Regions from separate parts of the Homo sapiens genome. Here region 2 is linked to region 1. The links are chromatin contacts, found by Hi-C or POLR2A ChIA-PET in ENCODE. All regions are on one chromosome and are shown on one strand. Each heading gives the region's core, a stretch centred on a gene start or an enhancer-like site at or near the end of the contact. The rest is flanking DNA. Distances are from core to core; before and after follow the strand shown. Region 1 overlaps ERC1 (ELKS/RAB6-interacting/CAST family member 1). Region 2 overlaps ERC1 (ELKS/RAB6-interacting/CAST family member 1).

Evidence for each region. A loop is a pair of places that touch in the nucleus more often than their neighbours do. ChIA-PET counts read pairs that join two places held with the same protein, here RNA polymerase II (POLR2A). Pooled maps may share reads with other maps.
Region 2: a loop to region 1 is called in a map of OCI-LY7, with 4 times the contacts of the local background. The contact joins two enhancer-like sites. A Hi-C loop is called at or near these places in 2 of 168 maps with a recorded cell type or tissue (OCI-LY7 and PC-3) and 6 of 50 pooled maps. POLR2A ChIA-PET finds 5 or more read pairs at or near these places in 1 of 52 experiments (activated T-cell).

The regions. Positions count from the first base shown.
Region 1 is chr12:1,112,687-1,119,435 of GRCh38, reverse strand. ERC1 (ELKS/RAB6-interacting/CAST family member 1) reads right to left here. Exons shown (of 19, transcript NM_178040.4): 7 at 3,403-3,570. It overlaps LOC124902857 (a long non-coding RNA gene), which reads left to right. Exons shown (of 3, transcript XR_007063157.1): 2 at 1,814-1,870; 3 at 3,937-4,022. Among named protein-coding and RNA genes, the nearest start is that of ERC1, 120 kb to the right of the region's middle. RefSeq lists an enhancer at 2,837-4,036. Within about 2 kb of position 3,820, at least 6 of the 41 ENCODE cell types and tissues checked have a DNase peak (open chromatin) inside an H3K27ac peak, as active enhancers do.
Region 2 is chr12:1,316,015-1,322,763 of GRCh38, reverse strand. The region is part of intron 15 of ERC1 (ELKS/RAB6-interacting/CAST family member 1); the gene reads right to left. Among named protein-coding and RNA genes, the nearest start is that of LINC00942, 180 kb to the left of the region's middle. Within about 2 kb of position 4,088, at least 10 of the 41 ENCODE cell types and tissues checked have a DNase peak (open chromatin) inside an H3K27ac peak, as active enhancers do.

The DNA.
Region 1 (6,749 bases), core at 2,571-5,070:
CACCAAAGACCATGCTTTTAACCACTATATTACTAAATCCAGACCACCTCTGTGAAAGTCATCAGATTAAAAGAGATGGTTACAAAACGGGAGCGATTCCATATATACTGTACCTTGTATAACACCAGAGGGCCTTAGTCCATGTACCCTGAATAGGGAAAAAAAAAACAAAAAAAACAAAACAAAACAAAAAACAAACAGATCTTTTCACATGTAACTGTTTTCCTTAAAGGATTTTTAAAATTTTTTAAACTCCAGGCTAGGCACAGTGGCTCACGCCTGTAATCCGAGCACTTTGGGAGGCAGAGGCAGGAGGATTGCTTGAGCTCAGGAGTCCCAGACCAGCCTAGGCAACACAGTGAGACTCTGTCTCTGCAAAAAGTTTTAAAAATTAGCCAGGTGTGGTGGCACATGCCTATAAGTCTTGGCTACTCAGGAGGCTGAGGCAGGAGAAGCGTTTGATCCCAGGAGTTCCAGGCTGCAATGAGCTATTAATATAATCATGCCACTGCACTCCAGCTTGGGTGACAGAGTAAGATTCTATCTCTAAAAATAAAAATGAAAGAAAAACTCCATGCTCCATGTTCTTTTTTCATATATACTTAATTTAGTAATCCGAGTGTTAGATCGAAGTCTGGGATAGCTGCAGAAAAGATGAAATCAACTAAGAGCAAATTATAGAAACACATGAAAACTTTCAAAGAGCTGGTATAAACTGCCTTTTACTGGGCTCTAACACTGGCAAGTTACATTGGAAAAGGTGACTCTTGTCAAGTGCCACCAGAGTAATTTTTTAAGCAATGCTAATAAATAGACATATTACATTCTTAAAATCATCCCAAATTCCAAAGAAAGTTAGCTTTCATTCTTTTATCTTTTATGATGAGATGGTTCTATTTGCGCAGTGGCCCTAGTAACTTACAGAAATAATCACTGAGACTCAGCTACTCCTGCAATGGCTAAAAACTAAAAACCATTCATGAATGACAATAAATACAATCTATTCTCTATGGTACAAGAAACCAATCACAAGCCCATCTGGGTGAGACCTGGCTAATAAGAATATTATTTGAGGGGGGTACAAAGAGAAGCATGGATTGCCAAGGGGGAAAAGTCATTTATTAGACTGTGACAAGCTTTTAAATGTTTGCATTATCATTAACCAACTGCTTGGTTCTCTGGTTTGTACACCTGCCACCTCCATCCAAAGCTATTACAGTAGCAAACTTGGAAGTGCGGCTGACCTCTAGAACACTGGCACCCTCTTCTGACCCTTTTGCTGTATTGCATGCACTCAAGCTACTGAAGTGAAAAACGATTAATAAAGCTATTACATTTTAAAATAACTTAAAGAGTGTAATTGGATTGTTTGTAACTCAAAGGATACACGATTGAGGGGATGGATACCGCCATTCTCCATAATTTATTTTCACATTGTATGCCTGTATTAAATATCTCACATACCCCATAAATATATATACCTACTATGCACCCACAAAAAATTTTTAAAATAAAGCTATAAATGAATAACTTTGCAGGTAACATTATCTAGATGATTTCATATTTATAATTCCCTGAATAAACCTAAGTTTAGCTTAATAAAAGTAAGAAAATGCAGATCATCTAAATACTATGTTCTCTTAACATCTCAACAGTATATGCATTAGTTGATTTTATTAGAAGAATTATAAAATGATAACAATGACGAATGTACAAAGACTTTACTATGTGCCAGACACTGGCAGTAAATAAACGAGTTTAATTCTAACAACAAACTTATGAGTTAAGCACTACTATTCTCTTCACCTTACAGACGTGAAAAGTGAAGTGTAAGGAAGTTGAATACGTTCCCAGGATCACGCGACTCATAGTAAGTGGTAAAGATGGAAGTCCAAACTCAGTAAACATGACTCTAGAGCCAAAGCCTTAGCCACTACTGCATCTCATGATTTTATACCCAAATATCTCTGTGAGGTAGAATGGAGCTGACATCATAACAAAATGAAACATAACTAAAATAGAAAAAGTGTAAGTTATAAGAAAAATGACAAACATGTCAGCTAAAATCTCCCATTTTTAACAAAGCCCCAAATTGTACAGATAAAAATATTACATGAAACAGTTTAGGTTCCTTCTTCATTCTTCCTTATTGGAAGATTCTTGTCTTCTAAGACTATGAGGTTTTTATTCTTTCTTTTCCTCCTCATTCCTTTTTTCCACCAAATTATGTTCTTATTTTTCTTTAAAGAAAAAAAGCTAATCTACATCATATGCTTTATGTTTCTTCTATAAAGCAAAACTACTTATCTATTCTTAAATTATCTATTTCACTGCAACCTTTAAAAAATATTTATATTAAGACAGTAAATCCACATGGTATCATCAACTCTTTCTCTTCGATCATTGAAAGTAAGATAGATAAGAATCGATCTGGGATTATTTAGCAAATACACTAAATATCTATCTGAAGTCATATACCTATCTGAAGATGGTGGATACCTAACTGAAGTCATAGCCAATAGTCTAGATCATCTTCCAAGATTTTGAAAAACACTGCCCGGGCATGGTGGCTCATGCCTGTAATCCCAGCACTTTGGGAGGCAGAGGCGGGCGGATCAAGAGGTCAGGAGTTCGAGACCAGCCTGGCCAATATGGTGAAACCCCATCTCCACTAAAAATACAAAAATTAGCCAGGCTTGGTGGCATGCGCCTATAATCCCAGCTACTCAGGAGGCTGAGGCAGGAGAATCACCTGAATCCAGGAGGCGGAGGTAGTGGTGAGCCAAGATCACGCCAAGCCAAGATCACACCACTGCACTCCAGCCTGGGCAACAGAGCGAGAGGCCATCTCAAAAAAAAAAAAAAAATTCTAAAAACACTAACTTTATTTTCAAACAGGATATGAAGACACATTGTCTAATAATCTGTGGTTTAAAATTAGACTATCTAGAACTTTAACAGATTCCAGTTTCCTATATACAGTTATTCATAATATCACAACTTAAAGACACTTAAATGTACTCCAAACACAGTGTAACCAAGCTCATTGTCATTCATGACTAGAAAATTCACCAGGGGTTGAACTGAAGCTTCTAAATCAATGATTTCTCTTTTACAATTATCCTTTTATTTTTAATACTGTCAGAGTATACTTTGAAGTACAGACTTGGCAAAAGTTTAAAGAATTAAAAACATAAACTGCACCTGTTTTAACTTGTTAGATCTAAGAACAACTGAAATAAGATGGTTACATTTTAGCACAGTGACTGATCACGCTGCTGAAGAATTAATCATAACATTACTCATATTTCCCAATTCTAAACATAACAAAAACAGCACAGGTAACGCTTATGAAAAGGTGCCAAGAAACCAACTCCCCACAAATCCCAGAATTGTTTCTACCTCAGTCTGCAGGATGGCAGCCCTCTGCTCCTTAGCAGTCAAGGACTCCTTCAACACTTCAATGTGCTGTTTACTATCTGAGAACTGGTTTGTGAGTGTTTCTAGCTTTGTCTGCAGGGCGAGTAGTTCTGTGTCCTTTCTGGACAGCTCCTGTTTCACCTGGCCAATCTAGAAAAGAAGTAAAACACTTTAAGGAAAAAAGAAATAAAACAAACACCTCTTATCTGTATCTTTCACAGATCTGAGTCACAAAATATGAAACTAAATGCAGCACGAACTGTGTGATAGGTCATATTCATCTTTTTGCATGACATAACCTTGGATCTCCCCAACCCTGAGCCAAAAAAAACCACTAAACTTATTCAACCAATAGGGAAATGTCCAGTTTTCATTTATTGTGTCTTCTAAATATTCTTTGAAACCTCTTAGAAAGGGAATGGAGGGAAAGGAAATTCCAATTCAATTAGATGACTATGAGACAGCAGTAAGCAACTGAACACCACTGTACTGATGAAATGGTTTTCATTTTTCTAGGTGAGACCTCTTCAGAACATGATGGATCAAATGCAGGATGAGTGCAGATATAACAAAAAAGGTTTTAGAAACCTCCTAGTACTATTTAAAATTCAAAATCTGCTGCTGTTGTGCTAATTTTTCACTGTTATCTTTTTCATTCTCAAAAGTTTGCATAAAATTCTTATCTTAAAAAGCCACTTTTAATGTTATACATAACATGGTTTTGTAAAATCCTATAATTTGATGTTATGTGTATTGATTAATTTCTCTCTTAACATTGAAAGTATTTTCTTTCTAACACCTTCTTTACATTCCTGTTTTCTAAGAATTTTAAAAATAGTTTTTTACCCTAAATGGAAGCCATGTAAACAGAAATTACATCTCCTTTTAAATTATGTCTACCACCTAACAAGGAACTAAAAAAGATACTAATTATTGGAAGTATACATTTGACAAGTCAGTAATTTCGGTGTCACTGATGAAACAAAAAGTTATCTTTTCATTTTCAAAAACTTGAATGTATCTAAAGTATTGTAATTGTAATAATCTTAGGTATAAGGGATAAAGCTTTTGAGAACAATTTCCCATGAAGAAATAAATTTCACATTAATTAAAATTAGACCTTTGAGGAACACCAAAAATAAATTTCCAATTTAGCCTTCTGTTTCAAAAAAGATTAAGTATTTTTCTCATATGCATAAAATCTCTTTTTAGAGATATAGTTATTCATTCATTCAACAAATATTTCTGTATGCTTATTGTATACAAAGTACCTGAGGATACTAAAAACATCAGTGGAAGATAATTTTAAACGGTGGCTATATTCATCCTGCAAAATAGTATGTACCCAAGAGTTAGCACACACTGTAACAACGTGGAGTCTTTTATGATATCCCTTCACCAATAAAAACAACCCATTAACACTATTCCATTCCCTAACACACTGATTGTAACAAAAACACATTTGTTGTATGAATGAATATTTTGGGGGATGTTCAAAGTGTTACCATTTTCTCAGCTAAAGAACTATGACTAAGATTATTCAAATTTCCAGCTACCTCCAATCACGTGGTCAAAAATAAATATAAAAATCTGTTTCGTCATCATCTGCATTATTAAGTAAGCTTCAAATAATGCTATATTGACCTTAAAGACTAAGAAAGAAAAGAAAATATTTTAAATGAAAAGCAGGGTTTAGGCCGGGTGCAGTGGCTCACGCCTGTAATCATTGCACTTTGGAAGGCCGAGGCGGGTGGATCACAAGGTCAGGAGATCAAGACCATCCTGGCCAACATAGTGAAACCCATCTCTACTAAAAATACAAAAATCAGCTGGGCATGGTGGCGCATGCCTGTAATCCCAGCTACTCAGGAGGCTGAGGCAGGAGAATCGCTTGAACCAGGGAGTCAGAGGTTGCAGTGAGCCGAGATCTCGCCACTGCACTCCAGCCTGGCGACAGAGAAAGACTCTGTCTCAAAAAAATAAAGAAAAAGAAAAAAAGAAAAGAAAAGCAGAGTTTAGAAGCACAAATTTTCCTTAAAGACTGAGAAGGGAAGACATTATAAAGGGGAAGCAAATATAATACAAAGCTTAGGAGCACAAGGCTTTGCAGACATTCACCTATCAGAACTAAGCTAGCTATGTGTCCCTGAATAATTACTTTCCTAATCAGTTTCCTAATTAGTAATAAGGAGAAATTATACGAATGCCACTGTACTGTTTATGGATTCAGTAAAATAAAGCGTGAAATGTGCTTAGCCTGTTGTCTGACTCAATGCAGAAATTACTAATAGTAGCTATTTTAAAAAGGAAGTTATTGATCAACCTTCCCTCTAGCCAATATATGGTTTCCATAAACCAAATTAGACCCTTTCCACCAAAATATTTCCCTTTTTAATATATACTATAAAGTGGACCATAAATAGCAAATCTACAAAAGTAGCCCAAGTTTGGTTTTTTAAATGCTGTATTTTTTTATTCCAGTCTTAGCCACAATTATTTTCAGAAGCAGTTTTTGCTGACACTTTGACAAATGTGTGCACAGCCTAGTATAGGTCAGTAAAGAACTTGTAAGCAGTATGTGGAAGAAGACTGCCTGTATAAAACCAAATCCTGCCTCTTACTAGCTGTGTTTTCCTAGGCACCATTCTGTTACCTCAGTTTCCTCGTCTATAATTTGGAGTTGATAATATGTCTAACTCAGCACGTTATAAAATGTTTACAGTAAGTGTGCAAGTGTTAGCTACTTTATTATTCAGCCATCCCTCGGTATCCATGGGTCCATGGGGGACTGGTTCCAAGACACACCTTGGATACCAAAATTAATGAAGGCTGAAGTCCCTGATATAAAATGATGTAGAATTTGCATATAACCTATGCACATCCTCCAGTATAGTTTAAATCATCTCTAGATTACTTGTAATACGTAATACAATGTAAATATTTACAATGTAAATAGTTGTCATACTGTATTGCTTAGGGAATAATGACATGGGAAAAAAGCCTGTACATGTTCAGCACAGACACAACATCCATTTTTTTACCCTGAAAATAAAAAACAGTTGGTTAAACACACAGATGCAAATCCACAGATATGGAGGGCCAACTGTATTTATTTTATTATTATGTTCTGAATTGAAATTTTAAGTTCATTAGAATATTGAACTAGATTTAGATACCTGAAATAAGTCTCTTAGTAATTTCAATTTACTAGATAAATACTTTCTATACATCTGTCCTAAAGAAAGTAACATTTGTGGCAAAATCACTCACTGGAGACTTAAAGATAATGTCTACATAAGGTAAAGCACTTTGCTCAAGAGTTTCAAATT
Region 2 (6,749 bases), core at 2,839-5,338, 200 kb before region 1:
CAAGCTCAGAATGGAAAAATGATGACTGAGACAAGTTATGTCAGATTTCAATCAGAATAAAGAGCTTAGAATTGGAAAATTTTATCAGGTGAGAAAAGGTCAATCTAAAAGAAACAGCTGAGAATTATGGAATTATCATTATTAAAGATGTTTAGACTAGAACTCAACATACCCCTCTCTGGCATGGGTTTGTGTAATAAATGTTTACTTCTTAGCAATTTCTGTAAGTGCTAGATTTTATCAGGATTGAAGACAAACTGATAGTTGTTGCTCATTTTTTCTCATAGAAAATTGTACAAATGAAAGTAAATTACTATGGATGCTGCTTGGTATAATGGAAAGAATCTAGCTGTAATCAAAGTGATGGATCCAGTCTCAGTTCTATCACTAAATTGGCCTTTTGACTATGCACAGATCACTTAGCCATTCTGAGTATCAGTTTTCCTAAGAGAATGGAAAGGAAGAAGGAAAACCAGCATGTAGTGAGAGCCTACTATCTACTGTACATTCTCAGTTAGTAATACTCATTTTATGTTTACAGCATTCTTATGAATTAGTTATTATTATGCTCATTTTAAGTGATAAAACTTGGTTCAAAAAGACAAATTTGCCTAAGTATATAATAAGTATATAATCCTGCGTGAGCACGAGGACACTTATTCAATCTACTATCACAAACTTAAAAGCAGATGACTACTTATCAAAGCATCAAAACACAGAGGATGCCTTGATTAGTGGGTATAAAACATATTACCACTGCCGAACGTGGTATGGAAAGATGGAAAGCTTTTCATCTCTATTTCCTTATTTTTAAAATGAAGTAGTAAAAACTCCTTCCTGTATTCTAAAGATGTAATGCATTGATCCCCGTTTGTTCTTATAATCATTCCTTTCAAGGAATATGCTATGAACTTGGGAGTAACTTTGTCTTTTGCTTAATTTTATTAGCACAAAAGGAGATAAATGCTTCTCACAGTGTAGATGTGTACTGTGAATTCAATAAACTTATAGAAGAGATGTAGGAAATGGTTACGAAAGCCAAACATTGGTTTTATATTGAACACTCAAGTATTATTTATAAAGGCTTCTAAAGCAACTGCATGCTTTCCCAGTATATCACCTAAAGCCATGAGTAAGATACTCTATTTGAAGTGCCCAAAGAGAACATTCATCAGGAAGAGAACAAGCTTTAGAGGTCTCGAGTTTCTAGGAGTGAAGCCATTTTGCCTTTAAATTATACTCAGAAGTAAAACATAATTCAAAACAGAAGCTGCATTTTCCATGCTGACAACTCTATGTATAATTGATTAAATAAAAGCATCATTGACAAGTAGGCTCCGCATTGTATGAATACAACAGGCAATTGCTACCTTTACAAGAAATATCTGTGCCACATATGGCACAATATAGAGCAAAATATACACACACACACACACACGTATCATATGCTGGCCACAGTGTCACATAATTTCACATACAATTTTGCATTTAATTCTCATAATACTATCAAACAGGCATTTACTAGCTTCATTTACATACATGTGGAAACTGAGGCTCAGAGTAAATTAAATGTTTATGTCCTGTTGTGACCTAAGTCACAGTGTACCCTTAATTTTAGTTCTAACTTGAAACCTCATTTTCCCCCGCACTCGCCATGTTACCATGTGTGCCTGCACATGGATATTCTTATACCCTTCCCCTTGTAAACAAATGGTAGCATACTGTTTTACATCTTCCTTTTCCATTTAACACTATCAACTAGAGGCTGGGAGTGGTGGCTCATGCCTGTAATCCCAGTACTTTGGGAAGCTGAGGCAGGCGGATCACGAGGTCAGGAGATCAAGACCATCCTGGCTAACACGGTGAAACCCCGTCTCTACTAAAAATACAAAAAATTAGCTGGGCGTGGTGGCGGGCGCCTGTAGTCCCAGCTACTCGGGAGGCTGAGGCAGGAGAATGACGTGAACCCGGGAGGCAGAGCTTGCAGTGAGCCCAGATCGTGCCACTGCACTCCAGCCTGGGCGACAGAGTGAGATTCCGTCTCAAAAAAACAACAAAAACCAAAAAAACACTATCAACTAGAATTACAAATACATACTCCCTTTGTTACATTTTGGAATTTATCCTGCAGATATACTTGCATACATGTGAAATGACTTTTGTAATAAGGTTATTCTTATACTTATGAAAATTCTGCATTACAAATTTGTTAAAATTCTGTAGCATTGAATGTAATGGCAAACTGTTAGAAGTAACTTAAATGTTCATTAATGGAGGACTAATTAAATATAATACTATGGAATACTACTCTGCTGGAAAGAAAAGGGTGAGTAATGGTGTAGAAAGATATCTCAAATATAAAAGTCAGCAAAAATGTAAAAGATGGATAGTATCCACTACACCTAACAATTAAGGAGATGCACACTTTCATACACATTTGGGTGAGAGCACATGTGGGGTAGAGCCTTTTATAAGAGTGCTTGAGCAACAGTTTTCAAAATAAAATACGCCATTATGTTTTGACCCAGCAACTCCATTATCTATCCTAGAAAAATATGCTTACATATGTGAAAAGATGCAAGTATAATGATTTTCTTTACAGTATTATCTGCAATATTACACAACTGGAAATAACCTAAACAATCTTCAACCAAGAAAGGATGAAATAAATAATGCAGTATCTATACACTGGAACACAAAGCACTTGTTAAACAGAATGCAACAGATCTTTATGCTGACTTTAAAAAATAACCATGAATATTCTTCCACTGAAATATAAATTGCAGAACAATATATCTAACATTGTATATATAAAATCAGAAAAAAGGTAAAAATAAGAAGCCGCCCCCCTGCATACAAACACACACACAAGTATTCTATATGCTATTCCATTTCTATCATAGCTTTAGGTACTTTGAAAAGTTATTACAGGTAAGGGAAAAAAATACAGAATTTAAATATGCCAAGCACATTTTTGTGATGGTCCAAAACAATTACCAAAATTCTGAGGCTTTCATTTTCTAATGATGAACTCAATTCATGAATTTGTTTCAATAATGATACCAAAATGTAACATATATGAGCCTAAATGGAAAGACAAAATCTGAAATACATCATTACAATAAAGTCTTGCTAATAAAATAATCCAAGTGATATTTTAGTACTAAAATTTATGGGACTGACCAGCTATGCATGGATAATGGTTGTTTATTTACTTGAAAGAAAATAATAAATATCTCATATCATACCTAACAGTATCCTGCATATACAGAGAGCTTAGTACATAAATAGGAAAAAGCAATGTAAGAAACAGAAATTGTGTAATATAGAAACTCAAACTGAATCATGTGATAACAGGCACATGCTTTGGGGGTGAGTGAATGAGAATTTTTCTATTTGGTATACGAAGGAAAGCAGAAAGCTAACAAACAGAGGTAAATACTATCCTTAAAGCGAATATAAAAAATATACTCACATATAATAAGGGATGAATTAAAATCAAATTTTATTCTTAAAGTTTCACTCTTAGCAGAACTGGATAGTATCACTGTTGACTTTTAAAGCAATAAAACTGACGCTGACTTGAGATGAAGGGATGAAAAATGAAGAAAGTATCACTATAGAACATAAAATAGCAGAAAGCAAGCATCAGTTCAGAAGTCAGGAACATGGAATAAATAGGACAAAGTTCTGTGCTTTGTGAACCTTCCCCCTTTATTGAGGAATGGCATTTTCTGACACATAATTACTCCCACAGAGGAAATGCTTTTCCATAACCTCTTCTTCAAAATTACAAAGAGCTGAGAATTACACAGTAAATTTCTGGCAGTTAACTTGGAGAGACTGTTGCTTGGAGCTGCTGCACCCAAACACTGAGCTTCTCAGCAAACGGCCTGCTGCAGCCCGTAAACTGATCTCTGTGGAGGCCTCACCGAGAGACCCACACGCTCTGCAGCTCAGTGCCAACAGCCTTTCAATGCTCCAAAGCTTCACTTGCAACTCTGCATAAATTGCCAGTTTCTCTTGGCTCCAGAGACAGCTTCACCTGCAGGGTTTCACTTTTCTGTCTGACACCTTAATGTTGATTTTCCTACGCACTACAAAAGAGCCCTCTCCAGTGCTTCTCACACAATTACACAATCACTCTATTGTAAGTCAGAAGAGGATTAATGATTGAGTTTTATTTGATTATAGTCTTGATTAATCCTGACTTTGTTTAATTTGTGACCTTTGCTGGAATCCCAAGGGCTGGGAATTAGAAAATGCACACTGTACCACTGTACTCCGAACAGTTTGAGCTTGCCAATTTATTTCATGCCTCATTAGCCACAAAAGCTATAAAATTTTAGTCCAAAAACAGTTCCACATTTTTTCAGAGTACGGGTACAAAATTTTGTATGAGCTTTTCATTTTGATTTAAATACAGTAAGCCAATAATTAAGTCTACCCTAGTTATACCCATAGGGTTCTAATTCCAACTGGCAGGTATCTCAGCAAAATACCAAACCCCAGGCAAGTCACATCATGATGCAGCTGCCCTGATTTCCCAAGGCTCAGATTTAGTTTTTGTGAAGGGCAGAAAAAATAAAATCTGCTTTTAAAAAATCCTCCCAAATTACAATATTCCTTGATAAACAAATCTTAAAATAGATATCACATCATGGAAATTTTAGTTCTAACTTGAAAGCTCATATATACTTATTTACTATTTGAGAATAGTATTTGTAAATTTTTAGTTATTTACTATTTCAGGATTAGGTCTTTTAAAACATTTTTATAAATAATTTACAATATACACATGCTACATAAAATATTTACCTTTTAGAGTTCCCAGAATCAGCAAATTATTTATGAGAAACTATAGAAGAAGCCCCTTTATGTGACACTCAAGTCTGCTAGGTGATTAACTAAAATATTTCTTAAAGAATAAAGAAAGTATATAGAGAGTGTTTTGCTGCTTTGAAGCTGCTTTGCTGGTTTTTCATTTAGACGAGATCCAAAGATCACCATATAATCTGATGACTTAGGTTCAGTATTGTCTTTTTCACATCCTTTTCAGCTCTGGTTGTGTGAAAGTGGGGCTAGTCAGTATGCAGACATTTGAAATACAATGCCAATTTCAAACTGTGAGGTTTCAAAAAGTCTCCCAATATTCAGTAACTGTTAACCTAATTCAACAGCAGCAATTTTTTTTTGGATTTACTTTTTTTAAAATTATACTTTAAGTTCTGGGATACACGTGCAGAACGTGCAGGTTTGTTACATAGGTATACATGTGCCATGGTGGTTTGCTGCACCCATCAACCCATCATCTACATTAGGTATTTCTCCTAATGCTATCCCTTTCCTAGCCCCTGATCCCCCGACAGGCCGTGTGTGATGTTCCCCTCCCTGTGTCCATGTGTTCTCACGGTTCAGCTCCCACTTATGAGTGAGAACATGCGGTGTTTGGTTTTCTGTTCCTGTGTTAGTTTGCTGAGAATGATGGTTTCCAGCTTCATCCATGTCCCTGCAAAGGACATGAACTCATCCTTTTTTATGGCTGCATAGTATTCCATGGTGTATATGTTACACATTTTCTTTTTTTTTTTTTTTCGTTTTTGAGACAGAGTTTCTCTCTTGTTGCCCAGGGTGGAGTGCAATGGCATGACCTCGGCTCACTGCAACCTCTGCCTCCTGGATTCAAGCGATTCTCCTGTCTCAGCCTCCTGAGTAGCTGGGATTACAGGTGCCTGCCACTACACCCAGCTAATTTTTGGTATTTTTAGTAGAGATGGGGTTTCACCATGTTGGCCAGGCTGGTCTTGAACTCCTGACCTCAGGTGATCCACCCGCCTCGGCCTCCCAAAGTGCTGGGATTACAGGCATGAGCCGCCATGCCTGGCCACGTGCCACATTTTCTTTATCCAGTCTATCATTGATGGGCATTTGGTTTGGTTCCAAGTCTTTGCTATTGTGAACAGTGCTGCAATAAACATACGTGTGCATGTGTCTTTATAGCAGCATGATTTATAATCCTTTGGGTATATATCCAGTAATGGGATTGCTGGGTCAAATGGTATTTCTGGTTCTAGATCCTTGAGGAATCGCCACAGTGTCTTCCACAATGGTTGAACTAATTTACACTCCCACCAACAGTATAAAAGCGTTCCTATTTTTCCAAATCCTCTCCCGCATTAACAACAGCAATTTTGAAATGACTTACCTGCATCCCTTTTCCAAAACATTTTGCTTTATTTCACAGAGATATTTTTTCATATGAGTATGTCATTGGTTTCTTATAATAATAAAAATATATAATTAAAATATCAAGAATAGCTGGAATAAATAACTTTTCAGCAATAATACAACTAAACAGGTTAACAGAGCCATGCCTGGTATATGTGACAGTAATCTAGTAGCTTTTTCAGCATGCTCTGAGCAAAAATTGGCATGGTTAACAGAGAAAAGAAAGTCTCAACCTGACAAGTAGTTATGAATTAAGTGGAAGGTGGTTTAAAAAGCTTCTCATATATTTAATAGTGTTCACTGCTCAGTTAGCCTAAAAGTGCCCATTAGCTATAAAAAGATGTTTACCAGCCGGGCGCGGTGGCTCAAGCCAGTAATCCCAGCACTTTGGGAGGCCGAGGCGGGTGGATCACGAGGTCAGGAGATCAAGACCATCTGCCTAACACGGTGAAACCCCATTTCTACTAAAAATACAAAAAATTAGTCGGGCGTGATGGCATGCACCTGTAGTCCCAGCTGCT